Linked DNA regions of Homo sapiens: region 1 is linked to region 2. Evidence: chromatin contacts called from ENCODE Hi-C data. All regions are on one chromosome and are shown on one strand. Each heading gives the region's core, a stretch centred on a gene start or an enhancer-like site at or near the end of the contact. The rest is flanking DNA. Distances are from core to core; before and after follow the strand shown. Region 1 holds the start of NPHP1 (nephrocystin 1). Region 2 holds the start of MRPS9-AS2 (MRPS9 antisense RNA 2).

What was found. A loop is a pair of places that touch in the nucleus more often than their neighbours do. Pooled maps may share reads with other maps.
Region 1: a map of CD4-positive, alpha-beta T cell shows a loop between it and region 2 (14-fold over the local background). The contact joins the promoter of NPHP1 here to the promoter of MRPS9-AS2 in region 2. A Hi-C loop is called at or near these places in 2 of 168 maps with a recorded cell type or tissue (CD4-positive, alpha-beta T cell and naive thymus-derived CD4-positive, alpha-beta T cell) and 5 of 50 pooled maps.

What each region holds. Positions count from the first base shown.
Region 1 is chr2:110,202,469-110,208,675 of GRCh38, forward strand. NPHP1 (nephrocystin 1) reads right to left here and starts at 2,545. Exons shown (of 20, transcript NM_001128178.3): 1 at 2,432-2,545. The coding sequence starts at 2,500.
Region 2 is chr2:105,036,406-105,042,576 of GRCh38, forward strand. MRPS9-AS2 (MRPS9 antisense RNA 2) reads right to left here and starts at 2,091. Exons shown (of 3, transcript NR_110603.1): 1 at 2,049-2,091. It overlaps MRPS9 (mitochondrial ribosomal protein S9), which reads left to right and starts at 1,664. Exons shown (of 11, transcript NM_182640.3): 1 at 1,664-1,822. The coding sequence starts at 1,688. RefSeq lists enhancers at 1,071-1,280, 1,301-1,350, 1,401-1,450, 1,621-1,950, 1,704-2,646.

The DNA of each region.
Region 1 (6,207 bases), core at 1,295-3,794, 5.2 Mb after region 2:
TCAGGTGTCCTCTGTGAAGACAGGGAAGAATTAGCTAATACTATCAAAACAAACTTTCCAGATAGTCAAGGTATCAAAAGGCTCCAGAGCCAATATTTCTCCAGGGAGAATAATCTTTCTAATAGTTTGTTTTAATAATCATTTTTATAGTTTCCTTCTAAAACTTTTCCTGGTTCTCCTAATGTCCCACTAAATTTAAAATTAACTCATCATGACTAATCATCAGAGAAATGCAAATTAAAACTACAATGAGGTACCATCTCACACTGGTCAAAATGGCTATTATTAAAAAATCAAGAAATGACAGATTCTGGTGAGGCTGACAAGAAAAGAGTACACATATACACTGTTGGTGGGCATGAAAATTAGTTCAGCCACTGTGGAAAGCAGTTTGGAGATTTCCCAAACAACGTAAAACAGAACTATCATTTGACCCAGAAATCCCATTTCCGTGTATATACCCCCAAAAAAGAAATGATTCTACCAAAATGTCACATGCATGTGTATGTTCCCTACAGCACTATTCACAATAGCAAAGACATGGAATCAACATAGATGCCCACCAATGGTGGACTGGATAAAGAAAATGTGGTACATATACACCATGAAAAAATATGCAACCATAAAAAAGAATGAAATCATGTCCTTTGCAGCAACATGGATGGAGCTGGAGGCCATTGTCCTAAGTGAATTAGCATAGGAACAGAAAACCAAATACCATATGTTCTCACTCGTTGAGTACACATGGACATAAAGATGGGAGCAATGGACACTGGTGACTGCTGGAGTGGGGTGGGGGAGGGAAGAGGAATGAAGACTGAAAGACTGCCTATTGGGTACTGTGCTCACTGCTTGTGTGATAGGCTCATCTGTACCCCAAACCTCAGCATAACACAGTGTTCCCATGTGACAGACCTGCACATGTACCCCCTGAATCTAAAATAAAAGTTGAAATTTTAAAATAAGACACAGAACCATATTAAGATCCACCGAAGTTCAGCATAAGTCAATGCCCCATCAAGTTTTATTTTTTATTTCTACCAGAAGAGTATTTAGCTTTTGTTGCACCACTGTGATTCCAATACACAGTCACCTAAATATTTACCTTCCAAATCCTTTTTACTTTAAACAAGAGAACAAAAATGGATAAAATATGAGCATCAGTGAATCTCTTACCGGCCTCAGATTATAAAATAATTTTACTCAGTGGAAAAATACTTGGTAATAGATCACATGAAAAAAATTAAAGTGAAATTAAAATGTCAGAAAATAAACCCACTGGTTGCTATTTACTTTTTTCTTATTTTTAATAAGAACTCAGTGTATTTTTAAAAAGTTTTTTTTTTTTTGAGACCAAGTCTTGTTATGTTGCCCAGGCTAGTCTCGAACTCCTGGGCTCAGGTGATCCTCCTGTCTCAGCCTCCCAAGTAGCTGGTACTACTAGCATGAGCCACCACACCTGGCCTAAAAATTTTTATAAATATGAAAAAGAATAAAGAAAATCATAATAATCATCAGCATCCTGTCACACAGAAATACCATATTAGCCTGTTCCCTTCTATGCTGTTCTGTGTATATTATATAAGTAACAATGTGATGAATACTTTTATACATCAATCTCTGTCCTACTTTCTAATTATTACACATAGCAGATCCCTGGAAATGTAATTTTTGAGCCTAGGTGCATACACATATGTTACACCTTGTCAAGCTGCTTTCCTGAAATGCTGTACAAGCACCTTATACACGGGAGCAGTGAATGTGCCTGCTTCATCACACCTTCCTCAAGACAGAGTGTTGTGATTTTTAACATTTTTGTGATACCTTATGTGCTTTGCAATTACTTGAGTATCTTTGAAGTTAACATTCCTCGTATGTTTATGAGTTACTTGTATTTCCTCTCTCGTTCACCTCCTTTGCTCATTTATCAGATCTTAATGTTCTTGCATATTAAGACTATTTCTTGACACCTATTTCGCTTGAGTTCACGGAGGCAATAATAATCTCCACTTGAGGAAGGCTGAAAGGAAATGGGCTTGGAAAGTGGAGGAGAGGAGCTAGGCTCAGAGTTGGGTTGGAAATGGTTACACCACTAAGTTTAGATTGGGAGATAAGGTGGGTTAGTGAGTTGTTAGGGTAGGAGGTTGAGACGTTAGGTGGGAGTGAGGGTCGGAGGAGGGGGCGCTTAGTTGATGGTCACGAATTTTGGGAGGTTTCGCCTTTGGCTGGGGGTTGAGTTGGGATCAGGAGGGGTTTGAATCGGGGTTGGGTGCTGGAATGTTATGGGGTAAGGGGGCGTTACAACCTGGGAAGGTAAGTAGGTTGGGGGCAAGCTCCCAGGATTAGGTGGGGTCACGGTGGGAAGGCGCAGTGCGCGCAGCTGCGTCCGCCTGTCGCCCGCCCCAGGGCCCTCTGCACAGCCTGACCATACCTGTTGCTTCAGCTCCTGATTGCGGCGCCGCAGGGCCTGGAGAGGATCTCGCTGTCGTCTCGCCAGCATCTCCCTGGCTGCGGTGCTCTGATTGCTCCAGTTGCCAGGGAAACCAACCGGCGGCGCCAGAAGGTGACGCCATCGATGTGCGCCCGCCTCCCAGCCCCGCCCCGCCCGGGCCGGTCCCGGGAAGGGTCAAATGTTCTCTTGCGGTGGTCATCCCACGCCACCAGGCAGGTCACAGCCGGGGGAGTCACTTTTCCTCGGCAATTCCTAAGGATAGGGGAACGTCCCCCGGCGTCTGAAACTACATTCCCCACAATACATCAATAATAACACCACCTTCTTGCTGGGATACCTGTTTTATGGCATTTGCTTTCTGATACCAATTTTGTAAGCTAATGTTAAGATACAATTTTAGTATCTTAAACTCTTTCATTAACTCCAAGGATAGCTTTCCTATGGAATATATGGTTCTGTTCCATACTGTCACTTCAAAAGGCAGTTTTTAATTCTTTGCCATTTAGGCTACTGAAGTTTCATTTCATTCTAATATTGCACGTTGTCAATTCTGAATTCTGTAAGGATGGTAATTGTTCTACAGCAAATCTATGAGCAAATTATTAGTTCTCATTATGATTCCCAGTTTACATCAACTCTCAGGAAGGTTGTCATGTTTCCCCCATATGGGACTGCATCCCATGAATCCAATTCCAAAACTCCACTACACCAAAATTGAACTTGAATAAGAATGATGATGCTTGGGGCTCACCTTCCAAATGATGGACCCCATTAATACAAATGAATGTTCTTCAGAACAGCCACAGGCCAGGATGAACCATTATTTATGTACTTTTTTCTTCAAGTATAATACATACAGAGAAAAGTCTACAGACTTTGTGTGCAGCTCTGAAAACCCTCCACCCCATAACAGCACCCAGATTATGAAACAGAACATTATCTGCCCACTCACACTCTTCCTGTCTTTCTAGTCCTTGCCTACCCCCAACCTCTCAACCCTCTCACTTCTCTACCACACACCAAAGGTGAACAATATCCTAACTTATAAGAGCACAAACTTGTGTTGCCTTTTTTTGTACTATACAATGAAATTATGCACTGTGTGGTGGCTTCTCCTGTCCTTTAAATATCACATTTGTGAGATGCATCTATACTGTGTGTGTCTGTAGTCTGTTCATTCTCATTGCTGATATTTCACATATGATATACCCTAACATACTGATTCTACTGTTGCTGGGTAAGTGGGCAGTTTCCAGCTTAGGGCTAGTATAAATAGCGCTGCTAAGAACGTCCTGGTGCAAGTCTTCTGGCAAACACATAACACTGCTGAGTCACAGGCATGTTATACGTCAGCTTTAGTAGATACTACTACCTGGTTTCCCAAAATGGTACTAATTTATACCCTATCAGCAGTGTATGAGTTTTTGTTCTTTATGTCCTTGGCAAGATTTGGTATTGTCTGTTTTGTTGTAATTCATGTCTTATTTTGAATTAATTTCTCTATTATGGCTTATGATAATTAGTTCACTTAAATAGTCAAACATAGGATTTCCATTAAAAATCTTTACAACAAATGAGAAAATGCTATAAAATATTTCTAAGTGGATTATTAAATCAATAATTACAGGTGATGAGATGAGCAAAACGAAAAAAATTGCTCTAAAATACAGCTATTACTTATGAAATTCTCAGTCTACAAATAAATTAGAAAAAATTATTCTGCATCTACTTATTTATAGGGATTTCCACATTTTAAATGGAAAAGTTAATAGCATCATGGATACAGTTTAATTCTGTTGGTAAAAATAAACTAATAACCCCCCCTAAATATGTGTGAATATATGAACAATAAGGAAAGGTGCAAAAAAAGTGTATTACTCATTCACCTCAGGTGTGAAGATGTTTGACTTTATACATTTTTGCATCATATTGTTTCGGTTACAAGTATTCATTACTTGCGATTCCTAGATCAGCATCATCACCACCTGGGACCTTGTTAGAAATGCACATTTTCACATTTTCAGCCCCACCACAGTCCTAGGAGAATCAGAATCTGTATTTTAACAATACCCCAGTGTTTCATGTGCACATTCAAGTTTGAGAAGTACCACTGAGGTATTCAGTGTGCTATAAATGATATGATTACTCAGCTAATGATTTTTCACTAATAACTGTAATATTCAGGACAGTCACATTAATACTAGTCATTGCTCCTCTGTAGTTATACCTTGATGCCATTATAAAAAACAACATAACCTAAAACAAGAGAGATCTGCAGTGAGGTAGCCAAAAGAAACTAAAGCAAACCATGGCCAATGTTTCTCCTGAGAGCAAGCTACTTCATAAAACTCATCATGATTTCTATCAGTGTGTTAAAATGAGTAACAATTTTGAATTGCTTCCTCACAGGTCATACTGAAAAAGAATTTAACAGCTTCCAAGAGACTCATAATGTAGACAGAACCAGTGGAACAAGACGACTTGGAATCAATAAAAAGATTATAGCAAAGAGAATAGAGAAAGTGTGCAGTTTTAGGGCCTTAAAAGAAAATTCAGGCTGGGCACGGTGGCTCACGCCTGTAATCCCAACACTTTGGGGAGCCGAGGTGGGTGGATCACCTGAGGTCAGGAGTTTGAGACCAGCCTGGCCAACATGGCGAAACCCTGTCTCTACTAAAAATACAAAAATTAGCCAAGTGTGTTGGCACATGCCTGTAATCCCAGCTACTCAGGAGGCTGAGGCAGGAGAATCACTTGAACCTGGGAGGTGAAGGTTCCAGTGAGCTGAGATCACACCAGTGCACTCCAGCCTGGGCAACAGAGTGAGACTGTGTCTCAAAAAAAAAAAAAAAAAAAAAAAAAAGAAAGAAAGAAAGAAAGAAAAGAAAAGAAAAGAAAACAATCCACCTCAAATAAAAATGACAAATATATACCTTGGTGCAAGGCACTGTTTAGGCCTGTGGTACAAGATGTTTAATACTGCTCTCAAAGAGCTTCCAAGCTACAGTAATAGACTAGAAACATGAAAATTGTACCAACCACTTACCACAGAAGTGCTACCTGGTGTACAGAATTCCCCGCCAAATGAACAGCTTATGATTAAATACACTGAGCTCTACAGTAAGGTCATGCATTGAATATGTCCACTAGACAGCTGAAAGGGTGAAGCTGGAATTGAAGGAAAGGATCAGAGGGAGGGGGCTCTGCTTGGATGTGCTAGTTAAGCCAAGAGAATGGCTAGGGTAATCACAGGAGAGGACAGGGCAGAGAACCAAGGCAAAAGTTTGAGGAACTTGAGAAAGGCAGCAATAGTAGCAGTTTGGAAACTCAATAAACTTTTGTATTAGAGAAGCAAGGGAAGGAGAATTTCAAGGGACAAAGTGGCCTCATCAAATACCCTCAAGGTAAAATGTGAGGATTCAGAAGAGCCATAGATATTAATGTTTCTGGAAGGTGCAGAGGGCAGATCACAGCAGACCAATGGGCAAAATATTTGGAAAGAAAATATTGGCAAATGATAACATCAACTAAAATAAATTTTAAGTCAAAATCCATGCATTTGTTAGCCAGGCATGGTGGCAGGCACCTGTTATCCCAGCTACTCGGGGAGGCTGAGGCACAAGAATCGCTTGAACCCGGGAGGCACAGGTTGCAGTGAGCCAACATCACACCACTGCACTCCAGCCTGGGGGACAGAGTGAGACTCCGTCTCAAAAAAAAAAAAAAAAAAAAAAAGAAAAGAAAAAATATGCATT
Region 2 (6,171 bases), core at 841-3,340:
CCCATGACACAGTCCTCAGCAGGTCCTGAGAATTTGTGCCCAAGGTGGTCAGGGCGCAACTTGATTTTATACATTTTAGGGAGGCATGAGACATCAATCAAACACATTTAAGAAATACATTGGTTTGGTCCAGAAAGACCTGGGACTGATAGAAAGGGAATGTTCAGTTTAAGATAAAGATTGTGGAGACCAAAGTTCTCTGTAAGTCTTACAGTGGCTGCCCTTAGAGACAATGGATGACAAATGTTTCCTATTCAGATCTTAGTTAATCTCTTTAGGATTGGGAGGGTCTGGAAGAAAAAGATCTAGCTATGTTAATACAGATTCTTTACAGATGCATATCCCACCCCTCCAAGGACAGCTTTGCAGGGCCATTTCAAGATATGGCAAAGAAACATGTTTTGGGGTAAAATATTTTGATTTTCTTCCTTGTCTTGTAATGTTATGCCAGAGTCAGGTTGGAAAGTAAGTCACCATATATAGGGTTAAGTAAAACCCATCTAATAAGAATTTATGATTTGTAGGGCATGACTCCCCAAATCCTGTAGATAGGAATCTTGGGCAAGATAAAAAAATCAGAGTTTAGTCCTCCGACCTCTGCCAATTTCTCAAGATATCTTTTGCTAGTCTAAAAGCTAATAACAAAAAGAACAACAGGATGAGCATTTTATACAAGTAAATGTATTCCATTTAAAAGATTTTTCTTTATTGTGAAATTCTGCCATTCTACCTTTTTAATGCTAAAAAGTTCTGTTTCGTGAAATGATGGTGATAGTAGACGGCATTTATTTGCTTGACAACTTTGTATGATCTCAGATTTTCTGTGTGTTTTACTTTTACTGACCCTTCAAATCTAAGTGTGTGTAAACCCTTTTAAAGTGCGTTACTACATCATTTAGTATGTGTTTCGTAGAAAGCAACCTGGGAGTTAACTGCCAGGAGCACGCAAGTTTCAGAAAGCAAGACATACTCATCTCTATTCAACAATTAATCAGTTCTGATTGGGTTTCAAGTAAGGCTTAGTACCAACGCTTAGGGAGGGGCGTGCAAAAACGAGAAAGGTAGTGTTTGACCTTACCGGTTTAAGGTTTATCCTGTGCATTATACAGTTAAGAAACAACGCAGGAGAGTGCCAGGGAACCGAGAGGGGCTTGACAGTTGCTGCAGGAGAGTCTTGACTTGGAACCAGACGAACGTGGAAAGTTAGAGGAGGGGAAAACCCCTACTAGGATAAGGCAGACAGGAATCAAGGCTTGGAGCGCATCTGGGGCCCCGGCCGCCCTGCCCAGGTGGAGGAAGAGCCGGCTCGAGGTGCAGCAAGGGGGCTGGGAAGGAAGGGCTGGCTAAAGCGCCACGTGGATGTGAGTGCCAAAGAGACTAGGAGAGCGTGGAAGTGAGTCCCGAAGAGACTGAGTTCAGGACGTGAAGAGAAAGAGGCCGAGAAAAACGACCCACCAGCGATCCTTCTTGAGGTCGACACCGAGCAGGGGTGGAGTCGGATACGCCCCGCGGACACCATGCACCCAATCAGCGACGAGCTGTCGCGGATCGCGGGACACGCCCCCTGATCCAAAGGCCCGAGAAGCTCTTGCACAGGACAGCCTCTGGAACCCCGCGCCATTAGCGCCTGCGCCGTCTCTAGGCCCCGCCCCCTCACCCCTCCGGTCCTGGAGCTCCCACAGCTAACATGGCGGCGCCCTGTGTGTCCTACGGCGGAGCAGTTTCGTACCGGCTTCTTCTCTGGGGTAGGGGTAGCCTCGCCCGGAAGCAAGGCCTCTGGAAAACCGCGGCCCCTGAGTTGCAAACAAATGTCAGATCCCAGGTAAGGCCTGGGAAGACTGGAAGCGGCTTACCTCTGCCGCGCGAGGATGTGGAGCCAGCGCGGACACCTTCCCCCAGCGTCTCGCGTGCCTTCAGGCAGGGACTCTAGGATCTTAGGTATTTAGTGGAGGTCTGAGGTTGGGGGGGAGGAGGTGGGTATTGGCGTGCAGTAGCCGCTCTAGAGGTTGTTACTTGTTTTTTTGCGGGGTGCAGCGAGGGGAACTTACCTGAAGGTAGAAGTGGAGCGACCTCCTCCTTCATTTGGCTGCTGAGCTAAGTAAGGGTCGGTGCCTAGGTCTGTGTTGGGTCCAGTCCTACCCTGCCCTGCTGTCTAGGGAGGAGGAGGGCCGCGCCAGAGAAGAATGATGGGAATTGGATTCCTGCAGGTGCCTGGAAGACAATGGAGAAAGTCACGTTGTGTAGAGGACAGTGACTTTTTGAAAGTGCCTTCAATATGCGCAATTTCTGGCTTCTTAATTTTCCCGAATCCCCCTCTATGGAAAGATGCAGGCCAGAACTTGTACGTTTCGTTTAATCCAGGGAGAAGTGGGGAGTCAACAGCTGGATGGCTGATGATGCCAGTTTACTGACATGCGATCTCAGAGCAGGAAAAAGATTTGAGAGGGAAGAAACGAGTTTAGTATGGGATTATGTTTTTAGGCATCTGGGATTTCCAGTAGGTCTACGGATAGTCAAGTGTATAGCTCAGGAGGAGAACTGATTTCGAAATGCCCTGTTACCTTGTAAATGGTAACTGAGGCCTTGTAAACAAATTAAATTACCTAGGGAGAGTGTACTGAGGAGTAGGCAGAGGGACAGGGCCCTGAAGGACAAATAAGAAATAAGAGGCCTCAAGAGATTGAGAATGAGGGACCAAAGAAGCAGGAGAGAAACCAGCCAGTGTGGTGTCATGGAAAACAGGTGAATGTTTCAAGGAGGGAGAGTGATAACAAGTACCAATTATTGCAGGAAAGTCAAATACCATACTTTAAAAACTATATTTAAAAAAAAAAACATCTTTTTGTATGTTCTTTCCTTTATATTTTAATCTAGATCAACCAGTCCATTCTATCTATTCATGTGGACATTTGTTTTTTTTTTTTTTCTTACTGGAAAATGTGCTAGAAATTTTTATTTTTTCATGCATCTCTTTGAGTATATCTTTGCTACATACGCATGATTATGAGAGGGACTATATCATACAGAGTATTTTTATTGTTGACATTTAATGTATGTATTGGGGGATGGCTAACTTTCTGTCCCTCCTGGTATCTATTCTTCTATGTTTTTTCCATGTTCTTATAATCATGCATAAACATACATGCACAGGTGTACTTTACAAAAAATGGTACCATATTTGATTGCATTTTACTTTCTGCTTTTCTCTTGTACATATGCAGTATATTGTAAAGTAGAAATCCTTCAGGGTCCCCTATTATGTTTTTAAAAGCATTTTTAACTGCTGCATACTATTCCATGATAAGAATATATCAAAGTTAATGTAACAATTGATGGACATTTGCTTTGTTTCTACTTTCTTTGCACTAATAAAGTTTCAGTAAACATCTGGTCTAGTTCTTAAGTACTGGTTTAGTAAAATGGATGAAGAATGATTTCTCCTGTTACTTTAATTTTCATCTCCTTGACCATTCTTGAAACAACCTCTTTCCCCCATATGGCAAATGTTTACTGAGCACTTTACCTGAGCCAGGCACTGTGAAGTAAACAATTTAAAGTCAAACAATTACAAGATAGTATCCACCCTTAGCACTCTTAAGGGATGGTCCTGAAATGGCTGAATCCCCAGATTCCTGAATACTACTACAGCATATATTTTACCACATTAAGTACAGCTCAGATATAACTGAAACACTTAGCTGACCCCCCTTTAGATTCTTATGATTGCATACATATACCTAAAGACATTGATAAAGCTTTTTTTTTTATCGTGGTGCAGAGCTTATCTGTCTTAAACATTAACATTTTTTCACTTCTGCCTCCAACATTAATAGATAGATTTCTCTTGGTAGCCCATGTTTTATAAAATAATAAAAATTTTAATCACTTAATGAGTGACAAAACACTATACCTGGTCTTTTGTTTGTTCCACTTTTAATTTCCTTAATTACAAAATCTCTTCAGAGGTTACAGAAAACTTGAAGGGTGTGGGAGAATAGAATAATAATAAAGTGCATTTCATGCAGAGTATTTTTGCATTTTGTTTATATATGTAAATGTATACTAGGTGGTGATATAAACAGTAAATATTACAATGGGTCACAGTTTAACAAGTTTGAGAAACACTGTTACAATAAGGAAAAAGAAGCGAGTTTTGTTAAGCTATTCCTAGGTTCTCAGTTGAGACCTTCACTAGCAGACTACCTCTTGCATAGCAATCTTGTGGTATGCATGTTTTGTATTAATGCCTCAATACAATTGCAAATGTCTGAGTGTCCCAAATTTGGGGCAGAAGAGGCAGTCTTATGAATGGCCAAACTTTTCAGATTGTATATCCATGAATATCAGGGATCTATGGTGTACTGTGATATTTACAGAGGTAAATACAGAAGAGCACAGAAGTAATATGCCTGAGTCAGACTAGAGTTGTTGACCAGGTAGAGGATTGTCATGGGCAGCTTCCCAGAGGAGGCAAAGGAAAATAGCGTCTTTAGCAGCAAATAGGAGTTATATGAAAACAGAAAGCTATTCTATTCAAGGAAGATATAATAGGTGCATAAGGGTATAGAGATGTACTGAGTAATAGTGGGCTTTGTCAGCAACAATTGGTTATAGCATAGGGTTTTGGTGAGAGAATGGTGCAGAGACAGGTCTGGAAAGTTTGGCAGGAATCAGTATGATCTGTTTTGCTATGCTAAGGTAGCTGAATTTTTTACCTCTCACAAATGAAAATAGTGTTAGCATTATTATGAGCAGTTGACAGTTTCCTTCCATGCTGTACTACAAAGGTTACCCATGAATTCATAAATCCTCTATCAATATAGCTAATATAGGAATGCTAATTTGGTTTTCTATAATATTTGTGATTTTTATAATAAGGAAAAACAAAAGACCAATTGCTATTTTGAAAAATATTTCTACAAAACACTAATAGGGTGTTTTCTTAATTATTCTCTACTACTGAACACTTTCCTAGTGCTTAAATATTCAGTTTTTGCCAAGCCAAGATGCCTTTGTTGATTTAGACCATCTGCCAGAGAAGTGATCAATGACATTAAATGGCTTGGCCCTTTATATTTTGGTTTCCACTGTAAACACATTCCTGTCTCTGTCTAAAGTATCTGTTTTTTTTTTTTTAATCTCTCATGCTTCTGGAGGTTATAATATCCTGTATTTATCACAGCATTCTATTGATCTGCTTTAGTAGGATCTTAATACATTTTTTTTGACAAATGGCTAAAAAACGCTTTGAAAAACAAATTGTATAATTGACTTGAATTTGTATCAGATGCTCTGTACAGCTCTGTAAATTAGTTATGCCCTACCCCGATAATTTTTGAATATATTTATTTTTAATCCCAGTTTATTAGCAACAGAAAAGCCCTTTGGTAGGATAAACTGTTCCCTTTGAGATCTAATCCTGTCCTTGTAAGGATAGAATTGAGTGTGTTCCTCATTGCTGTAATTAGGAAAAATACCTCTACATTAAAATTTACAGTCTTTATTTGGCAATTTATATGTTTCTTATATAATAAGAGCTTGATAATAAATGCTACTATCATTCTCACCTCTCTTTTCCTTGTAAAACAAGATAACTAAACTTTCTTGTACAATGCTTCATTGTAATTAGGATGATGAACGTATCAGTTATTTATTGCTACATAACAAATTATCCTAAAACCTAGCAGCTTAAACAACAGACATTTGTTATCTACAGTTTCTGTGGGTCAGGGTTCTCCAGGCACACTTTGTTGGGTCCTCTTGCTCAGGGTCTCTGGTAAGGCAAGAGTCCAGGTATTGGCCGGGGCTGCAGTCATCTCAAGGCTCCACTGTGGGTGGGGAGAGTCTGCTTCTAGGCTCACTCAGTGTTGTAGTTAGCAGGATTTAGATTCTTGCAGGCTGTCGGGCTGAAGGCCCCAGGTCCTTGCTGGCTGTTGGCCAGAGCCCTCCCTCAGCTCCTGCCACATGGGCCTCTAGGGCAACTCAGCACATCTGGCTTCCCTCAGGCTGATGAAGAAAAGGTAAGCAAGAGAGAAGAACAGCAGGTGGCAGATTCACTGGGAGCCATCTTGGAAGCTGCCTACAACAGTGGAAGACCCACATATACTTATTTTCTTGTTATCTAAGTGTCTCTCTCATGTATTTAGGTCTTTCTTCTATGGTTCTTATGTG